Regions from separate parts of the Homo sapiens genome. Here all the other regions are linked to region 1. The links are chromatin loops, found by intact Hi-C in ENCODE. Cell type or tissue: PC-3. All regions are shown on one strand. Region 1 has its middle 23 kb from the start of MOCS3. Region 2 overlaps ATP9A (ATPase phospholipid transporting 9A (putative)). Region 3 has its middle 120 kb from the start of LINC01429. Region 4 overlaps NFATC2 (nuclear factor of activated T cells 2). Region 5 overlaps LOC124904930. Region 6 has its middle 130 kb from the start of MIR3194. Region 7 overlaps ATP9A (ATPase phospholipid transporting 9A (putative)).

Evidence for each region. A loop is a pair of places that touch in the nucleus more often than their neighbours do. Peaks named below come from ENCODE experiments on the same cell type or tissue, not always from the same donor. Only the 100,000 strongest peaks of a DNase experiment are listed, where the experiment ranks them.
Region 2: it touches region 1 in a loop (8-fold over the local background); 33 of 110 quality-filtered maps call a loop at or near these places.
Region 3: it touches region 1 in a loop (6-fold over the local background); 2 of 110 quality-filtered maps call a loop at or near these places.
Region 4: it touches region 1 in a loop (3-fold over the local background); 7 of 110 quality-filtered maps call a loop at or near these places.
Region 5: a loop joins it to region 1, with 6 times the contacts of the local background. A loop is called at or near these places in 5 of 110 quality-filtered maps.
Region 6: it touches region 1 in a loop (8-fold over the local background); 22 of 110 quality-filtered maps call a loop at or near these places.
Region 7: it touches region 1 in a loop (6-fold over the local background); 57 of 110 quality-filtered maps call a loop at or near these places.

What each region holds. Positions count from the first base shown.
Region 1 is chr20:50,979,918-50,983,917 of GRCh38, reverse strand. No RefSeq gene overlaps it. Among named protein-coding and RNA genes, the nearest start is that of MOCS3, 23 kb to the right of the region's middle. In PC-3, CTCF peaks have their summits at 2,057 and 2,269 (motif pointing left); DNase peaks (open chromatin) are centred at 1,397, 2,267 and 3,677; H3K4me3 peaks cover 1,074 bases; H3K27ac peaks cover 3,515 bases.
Region 2 is chr20:51,622,487-51,626,486 of GRCh38, reverse strand. ATP9A (ATPase phospholipid transporting 9A (putative)) reads left to right here. Exons shown (of 28, transcript NM_006045.3): 18 at 1,125-1,295. Among named protein-coding and RNA genes, the nearest start is that of NFATC2, 82 kb to the right of the region's middle. RefSeq lists an enhancer at 1,685-2,217. In PC-3, CTCF peaks have their summits at 1,829 and 2,052 (motif pointing right); DNase peaks (open chromatin) are centred at 2,056 and 3,836; H3K27ac peaks cover 1,776 bases.
Region 3 is chr20:51,982,811-51,986,810 of GRCh38, reverse strand. No RefSeq gene overlaps it. Among named protein-coding and RNA genes, the nearest start is that of LINC01429, 120 kb to the right of the region's middle. In PC-3, no CTCF peak of the experiment used is centred here; a DNase peak (open chromatin) is centred at 1,610; H3K27ac peaks cover 1,108 bases.
Region 4 is chr20:51,383,839-51,387,838 of GRCh38, reverse strand. It overlaps NFATC2 (nuclear factor of activated T cells 2), which reads left to right. Exons shown (of 11, transcript NM_012340.5): 11 at 1-876. All of the region lies in intron 2 of LOC105372663 (a long non-coding RNA gene), which reads right to left. Among named protein-coding and RNA genes, the nearest start is that of MIR3194, 67 kb to the left of the region's middle. In PC-3, CTCF peaks have their summits at 1,491, 1,697 (motif pointing left) and 3,427; DNase peaks (open chromatin) are centred at 1,718 and 3,558; H3K4me3 peaks cover 411 bases; H3K27ac peaks cover 2,511 bases.
Region 5 is chr20:51,349,485-51,353,484 of GRCh38, reverse strand. All of the region lies in intron 1 of LOC124904930, which reads left to right. Among named protein-coding and RNA genes, the nearest start is that of MIR3194, 100 kb to the left of the region's middle. In PC-3, no CTCF peak of the experiment used is centred here; DNase peaks (open chromatin) are centred at 1,934 and 2,354; H3K4me3 peaks cover 498 bases; H3K27ac peaks cover 3,792 bases.
Region 6 is chr20:51,324,595-51,328,594 of GRCh38, reverse strand. No RefSeq gene overlaps it. Among named protein-coding and RNA genes, the nearest start is that of MIR3194, 130 kb to the left of the region's middle. RefSeq lists an enhancer at 1-517. In PC-3, CTCF peaks have their summits at 1,950 and 2,152 (motif pointing right); a DNase peak (open chromatin) is centred at 1,084; H3K4me3 peaks cover 397 bases; H3K27ac peaks cover 2,322 bases.
Region 7 is chr20:51,593,146-51,597,145 of GRCh38, reverse strand. ATP9A (ATPase phospholipid transporting 9A (putative)) reads left to right here. Exons shown (of 28, transcript NM_006045.3): 28 at 1-632. Among named protein-coding and RNA genes, the nearest start is that of NFATC2, 52 kb to the right of the region's middle. In PC-3, CTCF peaks have their summits at 1,760 and 1,959 (motif pointing right); a DNase peak (open chromatin) is centred at 1,975; H3K27ac peaks cover 333 bases.

The DNA of each region.
Region 1 (4,000 bases):
CTCCAAGTGTGAACTGACAGCCGTGTGTGTGATCTTTCTGCCCTCCTCAAGTTTGCATTTTTCACATTAAAGTTTACTTTTTAATTAAAAAAAAAATAGCTGGGCGTGGTGGCGGGCGCCTGTAATCCCAGCTACTTGGGAGGCTGACGCAGGAGAATCAGTTGAACCCGGAAGGCAGAGGTTGCAGTGAGCCAAGATTGCACCACTGCATTCCCAGCCTAGGCAACAAGAGTGAAACTCCATCAAAAAAAAAAAAAAAGTTTTTATCTGTGGTTTAAAAAAATGACCAAAAAATTTACCATCTTAACCATTTTTAAGTGTGCAGTTCAGTAGTGTTCATACACTCACGTTGTTGTGCCATCCACCTCCAGGACTCTTCATCTTGTGTAACTGAAACTCTGTATCCATTAAACGCTAATTCTCCCCACTTCCCTAATCCCTGCAACCACCATTGTACTTTCTATCTCTGTGAATTTGACTACTCTAGGTGCCTTATGTAAGTGGAATCATTCAGTGTTTGTCCTTCTGTGACTGGATTATTTCACTTAGCATAATGTCCTCCAGGTTCATCCATGTTGTAGCTTGTGTCAGAATTTCCTTTATTTTTAAGGCTGAACAATATTCCATTATGCATATATTATACATTTTGTTTATCTATTTATCTGTCAATGGATACCAAAAAGCTGCTTCCACTTTTTGGAAACTGCAAATAATACTTCTGTAAACATGAGTGTGCAAATATCTCTCCATAATCCTATTTTCAGTCATTTTGATATATACCCAGAAGTGGACTTGCTGGAACATATGGCAATTTTACTTTGAATTTGCTGGGGAACCGCCATGCTGTTTTCCACAGCAGCCACGCATTTTACATTCCCACCCACTATGCGGCCACGCATTTTACATTCCCACCAGCGATGCACATGGGTTCCAATTCCTCCACATCCTCACCTGTTATTTTCTGTTGCTTTGATAGTATCTATCCTCATGAATGTATAATCCTGTCTACTTTTGATGGATGGGGGCATCTGAAATCTCCAAGCCTGAGGCAGCCAAATTTCGAGAAAGCATCAATAATTCAGGTTCCTCTCTGAGAAAAAGAGAAGTGAATCCCTTGTGAGGATAACTCAAAAAATAATAATATCAAAGCTGGGAGAGAAGTTACAGGTCTTCCAATTCAAGCCCTTCATTTTACAGATGGGAAAACTGAGGCCAGAGAGGAGGGGTGTTTAGCTCTGAGCACAATTTGAGCTGGGAACAAAGTGACAGCTTTCATTCCACCTCACAACACTGTGGCCCGGGTCCAAGATAAATTTGCCTCAGTATTTGACAAGAAGGTTGTTCTTTCTGTCTGAAGGCAGAGTGCCCATGTGACTAAAGACAGTATTTACAGTTGTCAGGGCAGCGGCAATGATGCAGCTGACGCCTCCGGGGCTGGGTGGGGCTCCATGGTTACAGTCAGGGTGGGGCTCTTGCTCATCCTGGTCACTGGCTGGGGCAACACTGGGGTGGGGATGGGTGGGGGGGTCTCTGTCTGAAAGTTGCTGGCACATTCAGAGCCCTGAGCAAGGACTGGTTCCAATTCCCACCTCCCTGCTGTCTGTACACTGCTGGATAGAGATCCACCTTCTTCCCCCAGACCCGGTGCCCCTCGGCAGAGAGAGGGCTACCAGGTCTTACTTATCTAAGAATCCCTGGCCCCTTGCCCCAATCCCAGCCCCAGCTCCAGGCTCTAGACATGACAGCATCTAAGAGATGCCAGGTGCATACAGCTGAGCTTAGAAAAGGCTGGCTGCACACACCTGGGAACCACAAGCCCCTCTGCTCCTCAATCCTTAGAGAGGCAACAGAGCTGAACCCTGATTCTAGAGCCTGGGTTCCAATCCCACCTCTGACACCTGCCACAGCAGGGACCGAGGCCAAGCCCAGTAACCTCTGCCTCAGTTTCTTCATCTGTAAAGCAGGGATAATAATAGTACTCACCTCATAAGCTGATCTTGTGAATTAAATGAGTTAATATTTATGCAGCTGTTAGAACTGGCTCGCAGTTCACAACAATTGCTATGGTTGCGGTGGTTGGGATGTATTTATTTTAATGTCCATTAAGGGAAAAACTAAACCAGTACAGAAAATCTAAGACTTCATAGCCATTATGCTATAAAACAAAACAGACTAAAGTTGTTTAACAACAAAAAAATGGTTTTAAAGAATGTGCCTTTTTAAAGCACAAGTGTACAGAATGACAAATGTTTTAAAGTGATCTGGCGCCCCCTCCTGGTAATGGACAGTAGCTGTCCTGCCAATCCCCCCATTCTGAAACTGCTGAGGTCAGCGCTGTCACTCACTTCCCTCCGGGGACTGACTTAGGAGAAGAGTTGGTCCCATGGGAAGATGGGATGCTCCACATGGCCCGACCTGAGAAATGCATCCCTGCCGTGCTGAAGGAGCTCACCGGTGAGCCCACCCACCTCGCTGCCACTGTTCAATAGTTAAGGAAGTGCTCAAAGCTGGAAGGCGACCCAAACTTGGCCAGCCCCGCACTGTGCCCACCCTGAAATCCCTCTCCGGTTTCCCAGCCCTGCACAGCCCTGCCACAAGCTGGTTTTCTCCCAGGAACGTCTGCAGGATTGAGGAAGCCACAGGGCCCACCGAGGAGGCCCTCCTGCTCTGGCAGGGGTGTCCTGTTGAGCCCTGCTGGCCCAGTCCCAACGGAAGGAAGGAGTGTCCTTGGCTGGACCCCTGGGCTTCACACACCGCGCCGCCCAGTCCTCAGGAAGTCCGCAGAACACAGCCCACACTTCTCACAGTGGCCTGGCCCTGCGTCCTCTAACCCTGACTTTAGCCTGTCCCCTCTCTCTCCTTTCCGGACTCCAGCCACACTGGCCCTGCCTCTTCCTCAAACGCACAGAGCTCTGTCCCACTTCGGAGCATTTGCCTTTGCCGGTGCCTCCACCTGCCTGGGCTGCCTCCACCCAGACCCCAGAGGGCTCACTCCCACCCGCATGTCTGCGCCAGGTCCCGTCTCCCTCGAGGGTCCTGTTGGTGCCAGTCCCCACCTCCCTGTGCCACTGTCCTTTCTCATTTCCTTCAAGCCGGTCCCAACAGTGCAATTGTTGTCTGTCTTTCCCGAAGTCTCGTCTATTTCTCCCACCAGCTGTGAGCTCCAAGGAAACAGGTGTCACACCTGCCCGGCTCACTCCACATCTCCAGCCCACATTGTTCCACAAATGTGTGTTGAAGAGATGAACACTAGCCTCACTTTGCACACAAGGGAACTCAGAGAAGTGAAGTGACTTAAGGACAGACAGAAGTGTCTCCGAAGGTTACACCCTTGACCTGTGCCACACAGCCCAAGTTCAGCATGGCCTCTGAGTAGGGTAGGTCACCTCCCAATGAAGTAACTTTTCCCATTTGAGGGGGTCACCACTGGCCTACGAACCCTCCCACATCACTGACTCTGGTGACATCATACAGGCGAGATTCAGTCATCGGGTCAGCTGCATATGGTGCAATCCCTCAGCCCATGATTCATTCATTCCAACTGACATTTGCAAAGAATGTGTAGACACAATATAAGTGGAACGTTTCACTCACAGGGAAGAGGAACGGGTTACTCATTCCTTTAGCCACTAAATTGGCAAATGAATTTTTACTGCCTCCGAGAGCTGGAGACAAAGGAGGGGCCTATTCTAGATGTGCTTCTAGGCATACTCAAAAACTCAGACACATCACACAGGGGTTTTTTTTAAAGAGTCATCGAATATTCCAAACCTTATTCAGACTATAAGATGGTTGCCAGAGTGATTCAATCAATCATTCCACAAATAAACAAGGAAAGCATGTACTACGTCAGATGGTGACGGAGCCATGGAGAGAAACAAAGCGGGGAAGCCCAAGAGGAGATGCGATTGTAATTGGCATGTCTTAATTTTAAATTATTTAAGTTGACCTGGCACAGTGGCTCGTGCCTGTAATCCTAGCACTTTGGGAGGCCGAGGCC
Region 2 (4,000 bases), 640 kb before region 1:
CAGAGCTTTACTCTTGTTGCCCAGACTGTAGTGCCAATGGCACGATCTCTGCTCACTGCAACCTCTGCCTCCTGGATTCAAGCGATTCTCCTCCCTCAAGCCCCCAAGTAGCTGGGATTACAGGCATGTGCCACCATGCCTGGCTAATTTTTGTATTTTTAGTAGAGACACGGTTTTGCCATGTTGGCCAGGCTGGTCTCAAACTCCTGACCTCAGGTGATCTGCCTGCCTCGGTCTTCTAGAGTGCTGGGATTACAGGCATGAACCACCACACCCGGCCTCCCTAATTTCTTTAAGCTGTAAAAATGTTGGGGTTGAACCAGATTATTGACTTGCTTATTGTCATCCCATCCCATAGATTGTGTGTTCCCTGAGGGGAGGGTCCTCGTCTTGTTTACTGCCGTGTCTCTGGTGCCTGGCCTAAATCCAGCGTGCAGGAATGCAAGGGAGGGAGGCGGGACACGCTTCGTGGGGCCCTGCCCTGCTCCATGCGGGGAAACTGCCTGGATCTCTCTTTAATATATTTGAGTTCTTTGTAAGCCATTATTTAACAAGCATTTTAGCCCCGATCAATGCTACCTGCCTTTTAATTTTAAAAGCATGTGCTTCAAGCGGGCCCATTAGATGACTGGTTTTCCTCCAGGTTTTTGCTAACATGATAAAGAGAAGAAGCGGCAGTTTGGGTTGATGGTCTTCAGAAGCTCGACTTGGTCTTTAGAAAACCTGGTGACCCACAGTTTGGCTTACAAAGTGCATGTTGTGTATGGGAGAACTTACTGTTTTTTTGAGATCTTGGTTGTGCCCGTCCCTGAGACAACCCAATGAGGTTGGTGCTGTTATTGCCATTTCGTGGCCACGGCTCAGAGAGGTTAAGTGACTTGCTGGAAGTCTCCCAGCAGGTGAGTGTGGAGTGTAGGGTGGGACTCAGGTCTGTGCAGTGTCTACATGGAGGACTTGTGAGGAAGCTGGAAGCCTATGTCACCCCTGTGGGGTCCAGCTCACCTGCTGGGGTCCCCCACCCCGTGTGGTGGGGATCGGGTGTGGCCCTTCCACTCTTGGCACTGGCCAGTCAGCCTGGCCTCTCCTCACCCTAAGCAGTGACTGCATCTGCTGGTGTGTCCCAGGCCCGCTACGTCCAGGCCAAGCTGAGTGTGCACGACCGCTCCCTCAAAGTGGCCACGGTGATCGAGAGCCTGGAGATGGAGATGGAACTGCTGTGCCTGACGGGCGTGGAGGACCAGCTGCAGGCAGATGTGCGGCCCACGCTGGAGACCCTGAGGAATGCTGGCATCAAGGTAGGGCGGGCTGCCCGCAGGGAAGGGCACTCCAGGGCAATGCCAGTTATCCCTCAGCAGTGCAGGGAGATCACAGGGGGAAAGGGTGGGAGGAGCAGCAGAGGACACCAGGAGTGCCTTATCTGCAATGGGCCACAGGCACTGTTTCTGCCCCTCCAACTGTGATTTTTTTTTTTTTTTTTTTTTTGAGACGGGGTCTCGCTGTGTCGCCCAGGCTGGAGTGCAGTGGCATGATCTTGGTTAACTGCAACCTCTGCTTCCTGGATTCAAGCAATTCTTGTGCCTCATCCTCCCTAGTAGCTGGGATTACAGGCACGTACCACCACGCCTGGCTAATTTTTATATTTTTGTAGATAGAGGGTTTCACCATGTTGGCCAGGCTGGTTTTGAACTCCTGACCTCAGGTGATCTGTCTGTCTCAGTCTCCGAAGTGCTAGGATTACAGGTGTGAGCCACTGTGCCTGGCCCTCCAGCCCTGATTTTGGAAGACATCTTGTGTAGCGTTTGCCTTTACTGTACCGATGACTCCCCTGACTCCACTGGGCTCCCTGGTGCTCAAGGCCGAGCAGTGTCCAGCGTGCATGGCTGCTGATTAAATTCTAGTTGAGTGATCAGCACGCCGGTCTGTCTGCCGTGTGGCCAAGTGAGTGAGTGACCACCCAGCAGAGTGACCGTCAGCGCCATCACACTGTCGTATTAGCATTTTGCACTCTACCAGTGGCGACCCAAAAAAAAATACTAGGAGTTGAATCTGGAGGGGCCAGCAGAGGGCGCGTGAGGACCTGGTCCTCAGTGGACCAAGGGAGGTGTGAACAACCAAACTCATTGGCCTGGAGCTCCTGGAAACGTGTGCCTGCCACCGGCCTCCACTCAAAAGTGGCTCTCTGCTGCATCCTGGGGCCTGTCCTTTCAGCAGGGCCATGGCAGGAGGACAGGTTAGATGCCAGGCAACATTCAGGCCCACTGGGGACTCCCACCCCTGCGTGCCTGTTTCCTTGTAAACCCAATTCTGTCGCTTGCATTTGGCTCACAGGCCTGGTTCGTCATAAGGAAATCACCAACGGGACCTTGCTTCCGGAAGTCTGGCCGCTGGAGGCCCATTTCTGCTTCATCGTGGGGTCTGCAGTGGGGCCCTGGCCATTCCTAAGACTTCTGGAGTTTCCATTTTCTGCTTCCATCTTTGTCCTGGGGTTTTTCTCCTTCTCAAAACTATGTTAGCCCAAGACGAGATATTTTATTCACAGAGTGTGCATGTGACTTACCATTCTAGTTTCCTGTTAGATGACAGGAGGAGGGGAGTGCCTGGGATGGGGCAGGTTAGTTGGTAATTAAAGTCTAAGATACGATCTTGCACAGGAAATTTTCTTTTCTTTTCTTTCTTTCTTTCTTTTTTTTTTTTTTTTTGAGACAGAGTTTCACTCTGTCGCCCAGGCTGGAGTGCAGTGGTGCGATCTCGGTTCACTGCAACCTCCACTTCCTGGGTTCAAGAGATTCTCCTGCCTCAGCCTCCCAAGTAGCTGGGATTATAGGTATGTGCCACCATACCTGGATAATTTTGTATATTTAGATATTTAGTAGAGATGGGTTTTCTCCATGTTGGTCAGGCTGGTCTCGAACTCCTGACCTCAAGTGGTCCACCTGCCTCGGCCTCCCAAAGTGTTGGGATTATAGGCGTAAGCCACCGCGCCTGGCTGCACAGGATATTTTCTAAATCAGCCCCTTGTATGGATGTAGAAACTGAGGCTAAGTGAGGCGTCTCCATTCCCCAGGTTCTCACATTGGGAAGCAGCAGAGCCGGGACTGGAGCTGGGGTCTTGGACCCTTCCTGTAGTACCTTGCCTTCATCACAGCATGGGACATTAGCCATGTCGTGCACCTGATCGTTCTTTTCATGCTTTTCTGGAACTTGAACTTCCCAATTCCTTCCCCAGTGTTTGTTCTCTTACCTCAAACCCTGAGAACTATGACTAAACGAAGCTCACCAAAAAGAATATTATTTTTAGGACAGGCGGGATATTGAGGGAAAACAGACCCAGCTAGGGGAGAGGGCCCGGGAGGCTCAGCCCTGAGAGGTGCCCGGTGCCTTCCTTCTGCCCGTCTCACTGCCTGGGTTTCCATCCTACCTCTCCCTTTACTTCTTCTGTGACCCTTGGCAAATGACTGAAGCTCTTAGCGCTTCCATTTCCAGCCTCCAGAAGCTGTCATGAAGGTAACAGAGAGCTCAGCGTGGGTGCTGGGCACGTAGTGGACACTCAGGAGACAATTGTCATGATCTTCTTTCCTATACTTTCCCTCCTATCCAGATTTTCTTTGACCGATAGCCCCAAGACTGCTCCCAGCTGGGAGCAAAGAGAACAAAAGGGTTAATGAGGTAAAATCACAGAGCAGGAAGCACATTCCATGAGGACTCTAAAGACCCGGATTCTGGGCCTGGTTAGGACAAGAGGTAGCTGTGTGGTTTGGGGCAAGTCATCTACCCTCTCTGAGCCCACAGCAGAGAAATGCAGTGTGAGCTAATGCACGATACGGAAGAACCTGACTCATTTACGGTCAGCGTTTTATAAGCTGAGTTAAACCCCAGAAGGGTCTGTCTTGCTCATCCAACTACATAGAAAGTCCACAGCGTCAAAAATGAGTGTTTCCTGTAGGACAGGGAAGTGCCCCCTCACCTGTACAGCCTTTCCCTTCTTTTAGGATATTTATCA
Region 3 (4,000 bases), 1.0 Mb before region 1:
TAAGAAAAAGAAAAAGGTTTTTTGTTTTTGGTTTTTTGTTTGTTTGTTTTTTTGAGACAGAGTCTCACTCTGTCACCCAGGCTGGAGTGCAGTGGTGTGATCTCAGCTCACTGCAACCTCCACCTCCCGGGTTCAAGAGATTCTCCTACCTCAGCTTCCGGAGTAGCTAGGACTACAGTTGCGCGCCACCACGCCCAGCTAATTTTTTTTTTATTTTTAGTAGAGACAGGGTTTCACTATGTTGGCCAGGCTGGTCTCGAACTCCTGACCTCAGGTGATACACCCGCCTCGGCCGCCCAAAGTGCTGGGATTACAGGAGTGGGCCACCACGCCTGGCCTGTTTTTTTTATTATTATTTTTTTTTTTTGAGACAGAGTCTTGCTCTGTCGCCCAGGCTGGAGTGCAGTGGCGCGATCTTGGCTCACTGCAAGCTCTGCCTCGCGGGTTCACGCCATTCTCCTGCCTTAGCCTCTGGAGTAGCTGGGACTACAGGTGCCCGCCACTACACCCGGCTAATTTTTTTGTATTTTTAGTAGAGACGGGGTTTCACCGTGTTAGCCAGGATGGTCTCGATCTTCTGACCTCGTGATCCGCCCGCCTCGGCCTCCCAAAGTGCTGGGATTACAGGCGTGAGCCACCGCGCCCGGCCTGTTTTTTTTTTAATGAAAGTTCTAGTTGTCAAGATCCTGTCTCTTTCTTCCATGGAATTGAATTCTCAGCAGGGCTGAATTTTTTCAGAAAGAAACGCTACCTTTCCAAGCCTCCCTTGTAGCTTAGGTACGGTCACGTGACTTTGTTCTGGCCAATGGGATATAAATGGAAGTGTCAAGCCTCGGGTGGGTATCTTTGCTTTCTCTTTGTTCTTTTCTCCATCTTGCTGCCTGGAACTTGGATGCCGCCATCTTCGGCAATGAGGTCATTTGACTCTGCAAAGCAGAGAACCAAGAAAGAAGCAGCTTGGAGCTGGGCGCAGTGGCTCACGCCTATAATCCCAGCACTTTGGGAGGCTGAGGCGGGCGGATCACGAGGTCAGGAGATTGAGACATCCTGCCTAACATGGCGAAACCCCGTCTCTACTAAAAAGTACAAAAAATTAGCCGGGCGTTATGGTGGGCGCCTGTCGTCCCAGCTACTCCAGAAGCTGAGGCAGGAGAATGGCGTGAACCCGGGAGGCGGAGCTTGCAGGGAGCCGAGATCGCGCCACTGCCCTCCAGCCTGGGCGACAGAGCGAGACTCCATCTCAAAAAAATTAAAAAAGAAGCAGCTTGGGACCAAGGAGAGTCATTGAAGCCTTAGACTACCTATGTAGTGTTTAATTGAGAGAAAATACGCATTTATCTTGTTTAAGGCACTGGTTTTTTGGCTGGATGTACATAATAGACTTTTTTTTAACCAGGAATAAAAATTAAGTTAGGCTTTTGTTTAACTTCAGTGTGCAATTGGCAAGCCCTTCTCCAACCCCCATGTGGCATAACAATCCTTTCTAGCTGCTTTAAGTTGCTGAGCCACCAATTTCTATTATTCCTGGAATCTGAGTCATCTATACTCCCTGTGTTATTACACATAATATGTTATTATGACTTTAATCAAGGAAATATTTTTTTCACTTGATATATTAGTCACATAGCTCCTGGATTGTCAGAAACAGCCAGGAATGCTAGCTAGTATTGCATCATTTTATCTGTTATTTCCTGTGGGGAGTGGCTTAAAATCAGACCAGCCAAATCTAGGCAGGAACTGGATCTTGCTTTCATTAGTTTCTGCAATTATTTTCAGAAGGAATCAGTTTCCAAGGCAGAGGAAGGAATAAATACTATTTGCTTGGTTTTACTACTGAAGTTGTGTAATTTACATAACAGCAAAATTACAGCTTAGAATTCTAAGTAGCAATTATAATGTTTAAAAAAAGACAAAACTTTGCACTTAAGCAATAGCAAAGAGTGGAAAATGTTAAATAAACTTCACACAAAATTTAAATATTTATTTAATCTCATTTGCCTGGAGGGAAAAAAAACCACATTCTTTAGCCCTAAAATTGAAATAGAAGAGAACTCTCACAGACAGTAAATTCAATTCTAAAAGCCCCAACGCGGCCGGGCGCGGTGGCCTACACCTGTAATCCCAGCACTTTGGGAGGCCGAGGCGGGCAGATCACGAGTTCAGGAGTTCAAGACCAGACTGTCCAATATGGTGAAACCTGTCTCTACTAAAAAATACAAAAATTAGCTGGGCATAGTGGCACGCACCTGTAGTCCCAGCTACTTGGGAGGCTGAGGCAGGAGAATCGCTTGAACCTGAAGGCAGAGGTTGCAGTGAGCCGAGATCATGCCACTGCACTCCAACCTGGGCCACAGAGTGAGACTCCGTCTCAAAAAAAAAAAAAAAAAAAAAAAAAAGCCCCAATACAGGAAAATAGATATGGAAGGAACTCAAAAACTCATACAAATAAGGTGGCAAATGAACTTTCTAAGCCTAATGATACATGTGATGTCACCCAAACAAAACAAAAAGCTAATTAGGCATTCTTGTTTTTCCCTTAAAGCCAATCTTTTTTTTTCTCCTCTTGGATCCATCCAGTGAGGTTTTATAACCCTCCTATTTGCCCTAAAGCAAATGGGCATTAAAACCATATTTTAATATTAGGTAAGTTATTGGTAAACAATCTTTGGTCCTAAAAAAGTGAAACTGTTCTTCATTCAGTGCATAAGGATTGAAAAAAGTCTTGGATTAGGAGATCAGTTTAATGCCTATCAAATCACTATGGAAAATGCTTTGAGAAACTCTGGCAGTGCCAGTTTCCCCAAAGTGAGGAATGGCTGCAAGGTGTGGTCTGAAGATTATTATTGTCCATAAGCTAGATAATTTAGATGGTGCATGGATGTGGCATTAAATAATGCTATAAGGCCTGGTGTGGTTGCTCATGCCTGTAATCCCAGCACTTTGGGAGGCTGAGGTAGGAGGATCGGTTGAGTCCAGGAGTTTGAGACCAGTCTCAGCAAATGGTGAAACCTCATCTCTATTAAAATACAAAAATTAGCCGGGCATGGTGGTGCGCACCTGTAATCCCAGTTTCTTGGGAGGCTGAGGCAGGAGAGCAAGACCTTGTCTCAAAAAAATAAAAATAAATAAAATAACAATAAATAGGCTGGGCGCAGTGGCTCACACCTGTAATCCCAGCACTTTGGGAGGCCGAGGCAGGTGGATCACAAGGTCAGGAGATCAAGACCATCCTGGCTAACATGGTGAAACCCCGTCTCTACTAAAAATACAAAAAATTAGACGGGCACGCTGGTGGGCGCCTGTAGTCCCAGCTACTCAGGAGGCTGAGGCAGGAGAATGGCGTGAACCCGGGAGGCTGAGCTTGTAGTGAGCCAAGATCGCACCACTGCACTCCAGCCTGGGCAACAGAGCAAGACTCCGTCTCAAAAAAAAAAAAACACAATAAATCTACAGGGGTTCATCTTCAATCTTTCGGATTACATTAAGGAGAAAGTCTCTGTTTGGTGCTAATAGATCTTTATCACCTCTCCACACTTAACTAATTTCCCTTGTTGAACAGACAGCAAGCCCCAGCTGCACAGCCTTTAGCAGATTAGACTGCTTCCCTAGAATTTTATTTTATTTATTTATTTATTATTATTTTGAGACGGAGTCTCAGCTCACTGCAACCTCCAACTCCTGAGGTCAAGGGATTCTCTCATCTCGTCTCCCAAGCAACTGGGACTACAGATGTGTGCCACCATGGCTGGCTAACTTGTCATTGTTGTAGAGATGGGATCTCACTCTGTTGCCCAGGCTGGTCTTGAACTCCTGGGCTCACACGGTCCTCCCACCTCAGCCTCCCAGAAAAGGGCTGGGATTACAGGCATGAGCCACCATATCTGGCCTAGAATTTTTTTTCTTTTCTGGAAATTAATTTGTGCCATTACCTGCTGTTTAATAATGAATACCAAGTTCTCCATTCATAATAGTAATATATAAAGTTTCCTGTGAAAATACA
Region 4 (4,000 bases), 400 kb before region 1:
ATTGCTCAGAATTGAAAGAATGTTTTCATTTCAAGTTTACAAGAGGCATGGATGGAGTTGTGACGTTCTTGACAAGCTGGGCTAACCTTTCCCGAACTTGTTTCCCGGAGGCAAGGTGCTCGGTGACCCAGCGCATCTTAACCTTGGGTCTCCTAGGCTCGAGGCTAGGGCATTACGTTTCGTGGAACCAAAGCAGCCAATTGCATAGCAAGTATTTTCCTGCATTCCAATTAAATGCTTAAGAAAAAGCAGCATCCTATAAAATTGTGATCATAAACATCCATTTCCCTCAGCTTTTGTGAGTGCCTTGACTTACAGCCAACATCACTGTTTAACTCAGTCTGTTTAAAAACAAACTTTTCTGGTGGTTGATAACAGAGAGTTGCTCCCTGAGCCATCAGGGTCCTGGGAGCTGGAAGTGAAAGGGTTATTAACATTCTACCTTTATGCAGCTGTTGGCTGACCAGAATAAACTCCCTGCTGAGTTCAAGCTTTGAATGGAATGGATGCAAATGATGTTGTTTCCATTAGAGCAGGTGCTCACAGCATTCTGATTGGCCTGAGCAGACCGAGGCTATGGCTGTTGGGACAAGCTTAGCATCCTGGACATCTTGTCAAAGAACCTCACTCACCCCTCTGGCCTCTACAGCCCTCAGAGGAGAGAAAACCAATTCTCCAACAAACAGGTCTCTCCAACATGGTGGTGCTGGCAGGCTTAGGTTTAGAAAATCCTGACTGTTAAAGGCGTTTGAATACATCACATTCCTATGCAAATGTTTTTAATCTCCAGTTTAATGTAGTTTATTTTTCCTATATGTAAAGTATTTTTATACGGCTTGTATCATGATAGTTTAGCAATAAAACAGTTGGAAGCAACATCTACTTTGGTGTATCTTTCTTTTCCAGAGAGGCTACTCAAATATTCCCTTTACATTTCGGGCTCCCTCAGCAAGGAACATTTTGTGTGTGTACATAAGTGTGTGCATTTACTCCTCGTCTCAGCCCTAGGAGGTAGGTACAGTCCCACCGTGCTTGTGACTCAGGCTCAGAAGCCACTTGCCGGAGGTGACAAAGCCACATGGTCAACCTGAATTTGTCTGGTTCTCTCCAGCACAGCTCTGCTGTAATCTGTGCCTTTAGACTACTTTTGAGGTAGCATTCATAAAAGAGATTTATGATGCCCACCTTAGACCAGCTTTCCAAGGGTCCCAAAGCATTCATGGTCAACTGGGCTAAGCCAGCCACTTGGAAGGCAAAAGCCATCATTTTTATTTGAGCATCTTGCAAAATATCAAGGCTAAAGAAAAAAAATGCACCTTATACCTTCAAACCCACAAACATAAGTACTAGAACCTTCTAGCCAAGTTCCTCCTTAAAACAGCTTTTGCCCTCCTGTAGCTAAAGCACCTAAGAGGTTTGGAAGTAGCTGCTATTTTTAATGTCTTAATATGGTTCGAACCTCCTCCCACCCTTTAACCCCAGGGAAACGGGATACCTGCCCCCGGCCCTGTGTTTTAGGGACCCACTTCACCCCACCATAGCCCTGCACTTGGAATGTCTTCCTGGGAATTTTCTAGCCCCCCATTCCAGTGCGTGTAACCAGCACTACCAAATGGGCAGGGGTCCCAAGCTCAGACAGGGACCTGCATGGGTCCTGGCTGCTGGAAGTGTCTATCTTGAAATAGCCTTAGTCTCCCTCTGGTGGCTGGGACTAGCTGGCTCCCATTTCTCCCCTTCAGATGCCCCAAAGAGCTCTAGAACCTGCACCTACAGGGTCCAGGCCAGCTTCCAGAAGAGCACCCTGGTGAGCAGATTGCTCCTGATGGCTGGTGCAGTATTTTCATTGTGATTTTTGTGGGATGGTGTGAGACTGAATCACCAGAATGGTGCTGATTTAGGAATGGCTCAAATTGCACATGCAGACAGGAGCCCCACAAAAAATATCTGCCCAGGGCTACACCTAAGAGGCAACTGTGCCCCACTAAGATGATTGCTGCCGCTGCGGCCAACTGTTTTGCTTTAACTCACTTTCTGAAAACCTTACACCACTTCTCCTGAATCGAAAGTCAAAATCACTTAAGCAGAGGACAAGGCTAAAACTATACAGTCATTTTTAAAAAAGAAAAAACAAAAAACAAAAAACAAGTCTGTGTTCTACATTTATATTTAAGCCACACTTAATAAACACAAATTTGGCCTGTGCCTCAGTTTCCCCAGATATAAAATGAGTTCTCTAGTCCCCACCTCACAGGTGCTGCATGTTTAATCAATATTACCTATCGATCCACTGTCCCGTCATTTAACAAACAGATTTCAGATTCACCTAAGGCATATCATGGAGCCTTGAGCTCATCTTGAGACCTCATTTGACTAATATCTGGAAGAAAACATTTAGAGCTCTGACTATGGGATTTAAATTTTTCTAAATAGATCATTAAAGCCAGAAACTTGAGTTTATCCAATTTTCAAAACCTGAGATAACAAGGAAGTTCGTATTGGAGCATCTTGGGGTCACTTTGCCAGGAGTTTGCAAATCTGAACATTGTTCCTTGCTGTATCCAACAGCATGGGGTAGTTTCGTACAAAGGAGCAGAAACAGAACAGTGGTTTCGTGCCAAGTTGGGATTTAAGAAGTGGTAAGATTGACAGGAGAAAACAAATGCTGACTCCTACTCAGCCTCTTCATGTTCATACATTGGGAGGAAACTGGGTTCCTGGTAGGACCAGGTTGAGTATAAAATAACGCTGAGGACAGAGGCACAGAACCACAAGGACCTTTAAGAAATGAAAGTGAAGTCATTTCTTTTGTCTGTGGATCCCCAGTAGCTGTGATGGGGTATAGGGGACACACTTGCTATAAACCTCATGACATTTTGTGGTACAAAGATGGACAAGGTCAGACCAAACTTTCTCCAAAAAGGGCTTCTCACTCTAAACCACCTCTTGCCCTGCCCTCCTGGTAAAATTCAGAAGTTGAGCTTTGTAAATGGCCCGATGAGGAGTTATCAAAGAAACAAAACCCCCTGCTGTATATCTGCCGTGTCCCAGGCCCTCTAGGAATCCCTGATTTACGAAAAACTTCAAGCTCTGAAACATTGCGCTGGACTCGAGACAGGAAGTACAGTGACAATTCACTCTGATTTCCAGGGGCTATACTTTTTACATCAGTGATCCCTAAATTTTTTGTTGAAATGGGGACACTTCATCCTTCTATGAAATACTGACAAAACTCCTTGAAAACACGTTGCCAACAGTTTCTGCTGCTGTGCAAAGTGTCAGAGGATATTTGATTCAGAACCCTCTGCCCTTAATACCATGAGAAAAAAGCATTCACAGGACAACCGTGGAGAGGGTTGTATTTACACCTTCACATACACACGTGCCAGACTCCTGTATGACCTCCCCAACTATGTGCCTTCTTCTCTTTGGTAGCCAGGAGGCATTTTGAGTTCAACATGCCCCAAAATTTCCTGATTCCCAATCTCCTCTTCCTCCCTTCTCCCAACACACACCCATCTTACTCATCAGTTTATGGCAACACCATCTACACAGTCGCTTAGTCAAAACCCTGGGAATAACCCCGGATCCTTCACTGTCCCCACTGCCCACATATCAGCAAGTCCTGCTGGGTCCCTTCTGAAATCATCCCACCTCTATGCCTCATGCTCACCAGAACACCCTCATCTCCTACCTGGATGACACAACAGCCCTTTGCTGGTGTACTCCCGACCTCCCCGTCCACACAGCAGCCAGATCGAGGTTAAAGCAGCCTCAGATCCCATCACAGCCCTGTTTAAAGCCCTCCACGGCTTCCCTTTGCGTTCAGGATGATCCGAATTTCAGGCAAGAGGCTCAGCCATCTTCCTCGGCCCCAAGTTCTCCAGCCTCCAGGTCTCTTTTCTGTTCCTTGCCCAGACCACACCATTCCCCACCTCTCTCTCTGTCTCCTCCTAAAACTTGAAACGCTTTGACCCCCGAGTTTCGTGGACTGGCTCTTCCT
Region 5 (4,000 bases), 370 kb before region 1:
GAACTCTGAAATCGTGGGGCACAGTGAAAACAGTGTCCTGGGCTGGGCTTGATGGCTCATGCCTGTAATCCCAGCACTTTGGGAGGCTGAGGTGGGCGAATCACGAGGTCAAGAGATCGAGACCATCCTGCCCAACATGGCGAAGCCCTGTCTCTACTAAAAATACAAAAATTATCTGGGCGGGGTGGTGTGTGCCTGTAGTCCCAGCTACTTGAGAGGCTGAGGTAGGAGAATTGCTTGAAGCCGGGAGGCGGAGATTGCAGTGAGCCGAGATCAAGCCACTGCCCTCCAGCCTAGAGACAGAGCGAGACTCTGTCTCAAAAGAAAAATTAAAAACAAAAACAAAAACAAAAAAACGCACAAAAAAACAGTGTCCTGTGCCTGTGTTCTCTGCTCAGGCACACACTCCCTTGTCCTGTCAGACTCCACTCATAAAACCTAAGTTCAAAGATAAAATCATTAAGAATTTTAGGATAGCAAAAGCAGTGTATGAAACTAAGTTCAAAGTCCTTCTGAGCACGAGGCCCTGTGCAGTCGCACAAGTTGCACACGCGTAAATCTGATCCCGCTACAAACATGTTTATTTTTCTTACTCAAATAATGTATGTATATTATAGAAAAATTAGGACGCATAAAAGTGACAGTTACCACCGAGCCGTGACTACCATTAACATTGGCTCTCGGATGGGTGCAGTGGCTCATGCCTGTAATCCCAGCACTCTGGGAGGCCGAGGCAGGTAAATCACTTGAGCCCGGAAGTTCGAAACCAGCCTGGCCAATATGGCAAAACCCCATCTCTACAAAAAAATACAAAAAATTAGCCAGGCGTGGTGGTGGTGGGTGCCTGTAATCCCAGCTACTCAGGAGGCCGAGGCATGAGAATGGCTTGAACCAGGGAGGCAGAGGTTGTGGTGAGCCAAGATCCTGCCACTGCACTCCAGCCTAGACTACAGAGTGAGACTCTGTCTCAAAAAAAAAAAAAAAAAAAGTAAAGAAAAAAAGAAAAACATCGGCTGTGTAACTTTCGCGATGGTTCTTGAGGCCTCTGTCACAAGATCACTTCTCAAAATCCTTGATTGAATTCTCCAGTGGCTTCTTCAAACGCTCCTTACTGGGGGAACAGGCCCTGGTGATCCCCCTCCCATCCATGCCACCCTCCGTCCCCACCTCTTGTTCACCCCGCCCTAGGCACCAGGCTTTTCCTGATTCCATCTCTGGTTTTGTTTTGTTTTGTTTTGTTTTGTTTTTGAGACATAGTCTCATTCTGTCGCCCAGGCTGGAGTGCAGTGGCGTGATCTCAGCTCACTGCAAACTCCAGCTCCCAGGTTCAGGCAATTCTCCTGCCTCAGCCTCCCAAGTAGCTGGAATTATAGGGGTGCACCACCACACCCATGTAATTTTTGTATTTTTAGTAGAGATGGGGCTTCAACGTGTTGGCCAGGCTTGTCTCAAACTCCTGACCTCAGGTGATCCACCAGCCTCTCTCCCAAAGTGCTGGGATTATAGGTGGGAGCCACTGCATCTGGCTCCTGATTCCGTCTTTGTATCTGCAGTTCCCCATGCCTGGGATCGTCATCCACAAGCTCTTCCTGTAACTGCCTCTTCAGCTGCAGGCCCCAGCTCAAATGTCACCAACTCTAGGAGCCTTTTCTGACCTATCATTGCCTCCCTGTTATTCTTCTTCATCTGCGGGACCAATAACTCTCCCCAGGGCTGTGCCTGCTGCCCGTGGGCTTCAGACTGAGTTTCTGAAGCAATTATTGATGGGGGATTGGGCTATCATGAATGGCTTATAATGGAGTGGGCAAACTCCTGCCTGCTGGCCAAATGTGGCCCATGGCCTGGTTTTGTAAGTTTTATTGGAATCATTTTTGTATATAACCAATGGCTGCTTGTCTGCCTCAACAGCAGATGATTCATTGTGAGAGATACTGCATGGCCTGCAAAGCCTAAAATATTTACTATCTGGCCTTTTATATAAGAAGCGTGCTGGCTGGGTGCGGTGGCTCATGCCTGTAATCTGAGCACTTTGGGAGGCCGAGGTGGGTGGATTGCTTGAGCTCAGGAGTTGGAGACCAGCCTGGGCAACAGGGAAAAACCCCATCTATACCAAAAATACAAAAAATTAGCCCAGCGTGGTGGCTCATGCCTGTGGTCCTCAGGAGGCTGAGGTGGAAGGATCACTTGAACTCAGGAGGCAGAAGTTGCAGTGAGCTGAGATTGCATCACTCCAGCCTGGACGACAAAGTGAGACACCCATCTCAAAAAGAAAAAAAAAAAGTGTGCTGACTCGTTGCTTAGACTAGCTAGAGCCTACCCTCAGAGCAAAGGATGGGGTCAGCTTCTCTTGAGTCTCATGGCTGCCTCAGAAAGGGGCAGAAATCCAAAGAAAACTGAGTGTCCTGAGGAAGGAGGAAGAGGGAGTGAATGCTGACCAGTCAACCAACAGTCACAGTAAACACAAGTGTACAATCAACATAAAGCCAGCTCCACTTTAAGGCAGTGCTATGACTTACTTAGCAAATCCCATAAGATTTAACATCTAGATTGCTTCTAAATGTTTGCCATTGTAAATACAGTTGGCCCTTCGTATCCACAGGTTCTACAACCACAGATTCAACCAACCAATATTTGGTTGGTTTCAACTAACATTTGAAAATAGAAAAAAAAAACAGAAATAAAAAATAATACAAATAAAAAACAATACAGTATAACTATGTACATAGCATTTACATTATATTAGGTATTATAAGTAATCTAGAGATGATTTAAACTATTCAGGAGGATGTGCATAGGTTATATGTAAATTTTATATCAGGAAATTGAGCATCTTCAGATTTGGTATCCATGGGAGTCCTGGAACCAATCTGCCTCGGATACCAAGAGATGACGGCACTCCTGTAATATACATCTTATGCACGCATCTCTGGAACTGGCCATTTCCTTAGGCCCCACCCAATTTTTTTTTTCTTTTTTTACTTGGGGGCCTGAGCTATTCCTCCACAGCACTGATCTCCCATCATTTTCCAGGGTGGGTAGGGAGATGAAGTCTTGCCTTATTTTTCAAGATGAGTGCTAGGGTGCCTGTTGAGATGCTATGGGGGGACAGGCTGCAAGGAAGCCTGACATTCATGGAAGGGCCCTTGTGTTGGCTGTGGCAGCTTCATCTCACACTTGAAAGGCTAGCTTTATTGCTGCACTTTTGCACCAAGGAAATGGAGGCTCAGAGATATCCAGTCATTTGCCCTAGGTCACATAGCCAGCCAGTGGCAGAGCAGGGCATAGAATCCAACGTGCACTTCCCCACACTGTCATTCATCCTGGGCTGTGGGGGAGGGACACTGTTGCATTGCTGGATTGTCTGGGAGCTTGTGGGATAATTTTAGAGGGTTAAAAACATTCCGAACACAAAACTCCTCACGTACATGCTGGATGGTGCCGTGAGCTTCTTCACCAGGAGTTAGTTTCAACCTGCACTTGGAAAGAAAACTTTGTGCCTTTCCCGGGGAGAAGGAATCCGCTTCTCAAATCAAACTCATTCCTGCTAAGATACAAAGGACAGGTCAGAGCTGTTCTCCTAAAGGCTGCCCCAGAAAGGCAGCAGAGGGAAGGAACTAGGGAGAGCCCAAAGGCACTGGGGTGGGACAGAGACAGCCAGGTCCCAAAGACGCACGATCCCCTCTCCCCAGCGCAGTCTACAGGCCTCTGATGAGTTCTTTCTCCATCTATCCCCTGCTGGCCGGAGACTCTTTAATGAGTGGCCCTGGCAAAGCCACTTCAACTGCTGCCTCAGTTTCTCCTCCTTACAAATCCACTTTAAAAATTTGGTGGTACTCCCCACAGGATCTACAGGGCTGTGTTGGGGACCCAGCCTTGCCTACGGAGCTTGCCAAATGAAAGTCATCCAGGCTGCCTTCAGAGTTTAGTCTACATCCGGGTATCAGCTTTACTATGACTTATTTCTTTTCACTTACATAAACGTCCTTTAAAGGAAACTTAA
Region 6 (4,000 bases), 340 kb before region 1:
GAGACCCGGGAGGGGGAAGCGAAGTGGCAGGTAGACTGCTGCCATGCTTGGAAGGTGGGCATGGAGCACGCGGCTGCAGTGCACCCACGTGGACACCCTTCTGTGGGCTCGCCTGGTTGGTGTGGGCAGCAGCTAAGCCTGCAGCTTCCAGTCCCTGTGGATCCTCCTTAGTGTCTCTGAATCCTGGCAGAGGCCTGTTTAGTTCCGGGATGAAGAATGCCACCTTTTCCTGCAGATCACCTGAGTGAGTAATCACAGATGGCTGCTTGGAGGTGGCAAGAGATGGACGGGGGGTTTCCAGTCTGTCATCCCGGGTTCCAGCTTGTCCTGGTGGCTCCAGTTTGTCGTCACTCCCTCCCACTTCCCATCCATCCTTCCTTCTTGGTGGCTGCCCTGCTGACTTGAGGATCCAGCGTCAAATTCAAAGAAGCAGCCCCATGTAGACTGGTGAACCAGCTCCCCAAGTTGCATAAGGTAAATCTCTACGATAAATCCCTCCAGTTGATTCTGCTGTGGTCAAACCCTGATACAACAATTTAAGCCTGAATCTCATTTCGTGTACTTTAATATATAATAACTCAAGCCTGTCTTCATTCCTCCATTGTTTTCAAATATTTAAAGCAAATACCTATGAGTATGTGAGGGATACCTATGTCTGCCACACATCATGGTTAAAACTCTGTTTGAAGATTTTAAAAAGCACCTTGGCAATGCCTGGCAGGTCTGTCTGGAAAGGAGCAGAGAGGCCAGGGTGGGAGGGAATCCCCCTGCCTTCGACCCAGACGCCTTGGTTCTCCCAAATCACTTGATAGATTTTCCCCAGACCTGTCCCTGAGGCCCTGGACTTGGCTGTGGCTTTGAGGGCGGGAACGCCTCCGAGCTGGCCGCTGGGGAACGCGGACTGTCTAGTGGAAAATCCTGATGCCAACTAGAGCTCTGTGTCGTAGGCACACGGCTAGACTGGAGGGACGCGCCCACACGATAGGAAGTGATGTGTCTTGCTGGACAATGCCAGCAGATACTATTTGATATTTATAAACTTTTCCAGACTCTCAGAGCAGAAGATGAGCAGCTTCATTTTTACAACCACAAATAGTACATTCCTAAGCTTGTACGTGTGTGTATACATATATGCATTAGAATGACTGAGTGTAACTCACAAAAGAAGAAAAAACAATGAAGCAAATCCATGACTGAGTTTCCATTGGCCTAAAGGAGAATACAATAATTCATAAATACCTCTCCATTTATACAAAGGAAGAAATGCGGTCAGGCACGGTGGCTCAGGCCCCTAATCTCAGCACTTTGGGAGTGCCGAGGTGGGAGGATCACTTGAGCCTGGGAGTTCATGACCAGCCTGGGCAACACAGCAAGACCCTATCTCTACAAAACTTTTAAAAATCAGCCAGGCATGGTGGTGTGCGCCTGTAGTCTCACCTATTTGGGAGGCTGAGGTGGGAGGATCGCTGGAGCCTGGGAGGTCAAGGTTGCAGTGAGCCATGATCAAGCCTCTGCACACCAGCCTGGGTGACAGAGTGAGATCTTGTCTCAAAATAAAATAATAAAATAAAATAAAATAAAGAAACAGCAATGAACAAATGGAGGTCTGTGAACTTCCATTTATCCAAAGGAAGAAAGAACATTTCACAGAACCAGAAACATTCACAAAATCTTCTCTTTTACAAAGGTGGAAAGACTAGCCTCAACTGTTTACCCCAGGAGGTCAGAAAACTATGACCCACAACTGGCTGTTTTGGTAAATAAAGCTGTATTGGAACACAACCATGGTCACTCTCTTACTTATTGTCTATACTGCTTTCATGCTACAACAGCCAAGTTCATTAGCTGAGACAGGGATGTATGGCCCACAAAGCCTCACATATTTATTATGCAGCCCTTTAGTAAAAGTTTATGGACTTCTGGTTTATTCCATAACCTTTGGGACCACTGAAGCATCCTCCCTATTGCTTTCACATTTTCTTGAATAAATTGAGCCCCTTACACCTTCAGCAGCAGGAAGTCTAATACTTCCTCTTGAGCACCTCACTTTCTCACCACTCCCATTATCCAAGAATCCTGGGATTTACATGGTCCAAAGAGGATCAGTCCTATTTCCAAACAACAGAAACCTACACTAAAGCCATCAGGTCTCATGGCCACCAGGGGTCACTGTTAAGCACAGGCTGTCCTCTGAGCTCAAGATCCACTGCTCCCCAACACAACGCTGGGACTGCTGGGGCCTGACAAGATTCCAGCTCAGCCAGTAGCCCTGTTAGAAGCAGTCCCCTGTGAACCTCATTAAGGCGCTCAAGCTTTGGCCAGGTGCTCCCACCCTCTTGATGATTTCTTGTTCTGGATCCGTCCCCAGCCACGTGGGTTTCCTGTCTTTCTCCAGTAGATGTTAGGTGAGAGCCCCAGAGTCCACTCTGATGGCTTTTCCCAACTTCAGGTCATGGGGAGCAATGATGGATATCTCAGTTCCTTCCTTCCCTAGAGAACCTGGCTCCACATGCAAACGGATGCAGCTCCCCCAACCCCATCCCCAGCAGCTAGGTCTTTCTGGTGAGAGACGTGCTTTGGTCAGGTTACAGGAGTTCTTTTACAACCACCCTCAAGAAATGTCCCCTGTTCGCATTAACTAAGAAAGACCATTTCATTCCTAAACAAAGAAGATTTATTGCAAGGAGAGGCGTGGACAGGTGCAGATACCTAAAGAAGATAACCTGGATCCAATGTCGCTGGGTCTTTGTTCACACCTCATAGCTTCTTCCCTGGTGGTTCAGGCAGCTTCTGAGATGGTCTCTGTGATCTTCACTTTCTTATATTCATGCCCTCAGGTAATCCCTTCTCCTTGGGTAATTTCCATCAAACCAACAGCATACCTCAATATTGGGGGAATGCCACATCTGTGATTAGATTACAGAATAGTTGGGCTTCCATCTTGCTAGCAGACCCTCTCCCTCGCCAGCTGTGAGGAAGCAGCCTGCCAGGTTGGAAGGCTCACATGGTCAATAGTCAGCTCATGCTGAAATCTGCCCTGTGGCGAGCGGGGAGCCGGTGTGGCAATGAACTGACGGAGTTCTCCATCCAACAGCCAGTGAGGAGCTGAGGCCCTGAATCGAAGAGCCCACACATGACAGAATCCTCCCAACAACCACATGTGTGAACTTGGAAATGGAGCCGACACCAGTTGAGCCTTCAGATGAGATCCTAGCCCTGGTTAAGACCTTGATCGCAGCCTTGGAAGAGACACTGAAGGAGAGGACCCAGCTAAGCTGTGCCTGGATTCCTGCCCCACAGATACTGTGAGATAGTTTTAACTGTTTGTTATTCTAAGCTATGAGGTTTGTGGATGATTTGTTATGCCACAGTAACTAATATACCTGTCCACAGACCATTTCAGCACTAAACACACGGGAAACTGTCAGGCTTTACAAATGTATTGACCTTTAAAATGCCTACATTTTGCAGCAGAGAGTAGTAGATAAATAGAAGTACTTCTCAGAAAGATAAAATGTCTAACCTAAACAGGTGAACATTTGGGATTACCTGACAAAGGTCAAGGAGAGTAACAAATAGCTGACCCTTCCTCCCAGGTCCAGAGACTGGCCGGCTTTTGATGTGAGGGGTGGAGCATGCATCCAGCTCTCTGAGGCTATGGAGGGTGCCTGTCCACCTCTCCCCACCTACTCCACCTACTCCCACTTCCTGGACCACTCTCTGCAAATCAGTGAGCCCCATCTTCTATTCTGCCTGGCCTGGATTCACAACCTACCGAGCTGCTCTGAAAGGGAAATCTGGGGAATGACATTTATCAATGTAATTGACCAAGAGGAGCTGGCATTTCCACGACTACCTCTGCTGCTCAGAAAGGGCATCTAGGAGTCAGCTGGAAGCTCCTTCTCATATCATAGCTCACTTAATCCTCACAGACTCTTGTTTTGATGGAAGCACTAATATCCCCAATTTCCAGATGGGGAAATGGAGGCAATTAGAGAGT
Region 7 (4,000 bases), 610 kb before region 1:
CATGTCAGTGACTGTTGTGTTTGTGGGGTCAGGTGGGGGGCATGGTATTTGCAAAAAAAACAAATTATGGCTAATTTATTATTTTGTTGCAGTGGGGTTAACTGTAAACTCATGTAAGAGTCTGTGATTTCCTCATTGGTTGATCTCTCTCTCTGTAATCCTCATTGCAAATTTTCACCAGGACAGCGTTTTTTGATTAGAGGGGAGCTCTGGCACAGTATGCTTTAATTTAGCAGGAACTTCCAGATGATTTAAATTCTCGATGCTGTGATGACACACATATGATCTTTCGTGTTTCTGAGCGACTCTACTTTCATTGTTTGCCAGCGTGGCTCGTTGCTGTTGCCCAATAAAGCTTGTGTACGTTCTGCCTTGGGGGATTATTTTAATTTGTACAGAAACATGAATTCTGGTATCAAAATGAGGACTTTTTATTATAACGCTCCTATTTTTTCTTTATTTCATGGTACATGAAATGTAAAGAAAACTCTTTCCAGTTCAGAAAATTATTTTGATTTTGGCAAAAAAAACCCCAAATCAATGCATGTTATTTATTATTTTGTACTATTGTCCATCCCAGACGTGTCAGAATTTCAAAAGGTGATAGATATAAATGGAAAATAAGATGAAAACCATAAGCTTCATATTGTATTTCTATACACGGTCCTCGATGACTGGAATCTTTTTTTTTTTTTTTTATCGAGGGATGGAACATATAGGAACAGTCAGTTAAGTTTTAGGCAGAAAAAATTTTTAAGGCCCGGCGCAGTGGCTCATGTCTGTAATCCCAGCTTTGGGAGACCAAGGCAGGAGGATTGCTTGAGCCCAGAGTTTGAGACCAGCCTGGGTAACGTGGTGAAACTCATGTACAAAAAATACAAGAAAACGAGCTGGGTGTACTGGCTCAAGCCTGTGGTCCCAGCGACTTGGGAAGCTGAGGCGGAACAATCACCTGAGCCTCGGAGGTCGAGGCTGCAGTGAGTCGTGATTGTGCCACTGCACTCCTGCCTGGGCAACAGAGCAAGACTCCGTCTCAAAACAAAACAAAACAAAAAAAGCTTTTGTGTAGGAAGTAGTTGAAATCAATTGGGTGATTTTTGTCCCTTGGGGGACACGTGGCGGTATGAAGACCTTTTCAGTTGTTACAACTCGGGGAAGAGGAGTGCTACAAGCAAGAGATGCTGCCGAACACCCTGTGATTCACAGGGTGGCCCCCACAACAGAGCCCAAAGTGTCAAAAGTGCCAACATTGAGAAACCCTAATTATTTTTTTTCGAGGTGGAGTCTTGCCCTGTTATCTAGGCTGCAATGCAGTGGTGCAATCTTGGCTCACTGCAACCTCCGCCTCCCAGGTTCAGGCGATTCTCCTGCCTCAGCCTTCTGAGTAGCTGGGCCTGCCACCACGCCCGGTTAAGTTTTGTATCTTTAGTAGAGACGGGGTTTCACCATGTTGGCCAGGCTGGTCTCGAACTCCAGGCCTCAGGTGATCTGCCTGCCTCAGCCTCCCAAAGTGCTGGGATTACAGGCATGAGCCCATACGCCCAGCCAGAGAAACCCTAATTTAATTGGCACGTGTCAGCTGTACCATTTGTCTGTCTGTATTTGTAAAAGGGCCCGGAGGTATAAGCTCGTGTGTCTCAGGAAGCAAGTTATGCCTCCGCCTACTATACCAAATACTATACCAAATGGTGTAATTAGTGGCTGTCTGCAGTGTGAGCTGCTGGTTCCCTCTTTTTGGTTCTCAATGGAAAGGGCCATCCTCAGTATATAGATTAGAAAGATAATTGTAACTTAGTTGTGTTATCTCATGACAGCAGCAAAAGGAAGGTATGTGGTTTCAAAGGTAGGGACCGACCATGCTTTCCCTTAAACGTGTGCTATCCCTGCACGACCTTAAGCCTCTGCATTTGCCTGCAGTGAACTTCCGTCCATGTGCGGACACTCCTCCGCCGGAGCCGCTAGGGGGAACTTGAGGACTGAAAGACATTGCTGTTTCCTGTTTTCCACAACCAGCCGGACCCCACGTGCCCAACTGCCCTGAGTTTCAAGACTGTGCTTTCATAGCTTCAGAATTTATTTCATGGCCAGAGGCTCCGTGAAAAACAGACATTTCTTTTCATGTTGTTGACCAGAATATTTTGCTGGACTTAGTTAAAAAAAAAAAAAAGGAAAAAAAAAAGGCAGGGAGGGTGAGAGATGAATATTTATTTGCTCTTGGATATTTGCATTTTTGAATAATTGGCAAGTAGGAAGCTTTGCCAATTCACTGTTCAGTCTAATAAGGTTTTGAGACGAAATGTACCAACACCCCAAGTACTTTTAGTGTTTTTGTTATGAAACTTTTCAGGGTGACATGAAGCCCTGTGGTATTTGTGAGGAGGTCTATAAATGATGGATTTGCTCACCTCAAAATAGAACTGTAGTCGCTCCAAATTTTCCAGAAGTGGGAGCACAGTGACAGAATTCATTCAGGACTTGCTAATTTCCTACTTTAAATGGGTTACATAACAGAACCGGTCCCGCCTTCGCGCCTCTCAAAACTACCCATGAAGTGATGGTGAAATGTATCATTAAAAGCTAGAAATAGCTCTGCTAAACTCTGGGAAAAAGATGAATTTTTTTCTGATCTCCCTCTCCCCACCCCCCTTTTTTCACCCAAACATTGCATAATGTTAAAAAAGTCAAATCTTTCCGTGGGATTTAATTTCATTTTCCATGTGGCTGTGGTCGGAGGGGTAACTCAAGCACTTTGGGGGCTGGTGGATTTTTGGAGGATCACGCATTCCCGGATCAGTTTGCATCCAAAGCCTTAGCCGAGAAATACACCCAATCCTGGGGTTTCTCCCCATCCCTCCTGCCCCCCTTTTGTGGATGAGTTATCTATAACATAGCATCTTTTCAGAAAGCCTGCCTTCTTGCAGGAATGCCCAAACAAAGCCACCCTCCACTTTCCATGTTGACGTTTTGATTTTGAAATGGATTCCCCCTGAAATTTGGGGTAACTGAGTCACATGTGAAGTCATCGGCCCCACAACCTATGCTTGATACCAAGCCAGGGCTCATTTCTTAGAATTCAGCCAGCAGGTTCTGTTTGCTTACATTAAGAACTTGGTGTTCTAAGCCTGTGGTGTTTGTTTTCAAGAGATTTAAAAGAAATACATTTTTTTTCTTTGATCAGATCAGGTCCAGATAAGCCCAGGACTATTTTTTATTTCCTTTGAGAAAGATTGCAGAGTCCAGAAGGAATGGAAAAAGTGTTGGGGGATGGGTAGGAGATGTGCAGAATATGCTGACATTTTTATTCCTTCATTGATCAAATATTTGCTGAGCACTTCCTATGTGTTAGGCACTGTTCTTGGGGCTGGAGGCGTGGCAGGGAACCAGACAAGCGTAGTGTCTGCCCTCATAGTGATTACACTCTGTGTGTGTGTGTGTGTATGTGTGTGAAAGACAATAAACAGATTAAGACTAACATCAGGTGGAGAGAAAGCTTCCTAAGATAAAGCAGCCTAAGGGTTAGGCAGAGGATGACAACCAGGTAGGAATAAAGGTGGGGAAAGTGCTGGGAGTCAGAGATGGGCCCACTGGAGCAGAGGGCTGCAGGATGAGAAGGAGGGTGCTGTGCACCTCTGGACCCTGTAAGAGCAGAAGCTGGTAGTGATGCCCCCCAACCTATCCATGTGGGTGCCAGCCACACCGTCCCCCTCAATTTTCTCATGCCTTGTGGGGTTTTTTTTTTTAATCTCAAGGAAATTCTGCTTTCTATTCCATTAGTGGATTTAATGTAAAAAAAAAAGTTTTTAATGATTGGCCAATTCTATTCTCCAAGATCCCCAAGTAAATGGATTCTTTTTTTTTTTTTTTTTTTTGAGACAGAGTCTTGCATTGTCACCCAGGCTGGAGTGCAGTGGCACGATCTTGGGTCACTGCAACCTCTGCCTCCCAGGTTCAAGCAATTCTCCTGCTTCAACCTCCCGAGTAGCTGGGATTACAGGCACGT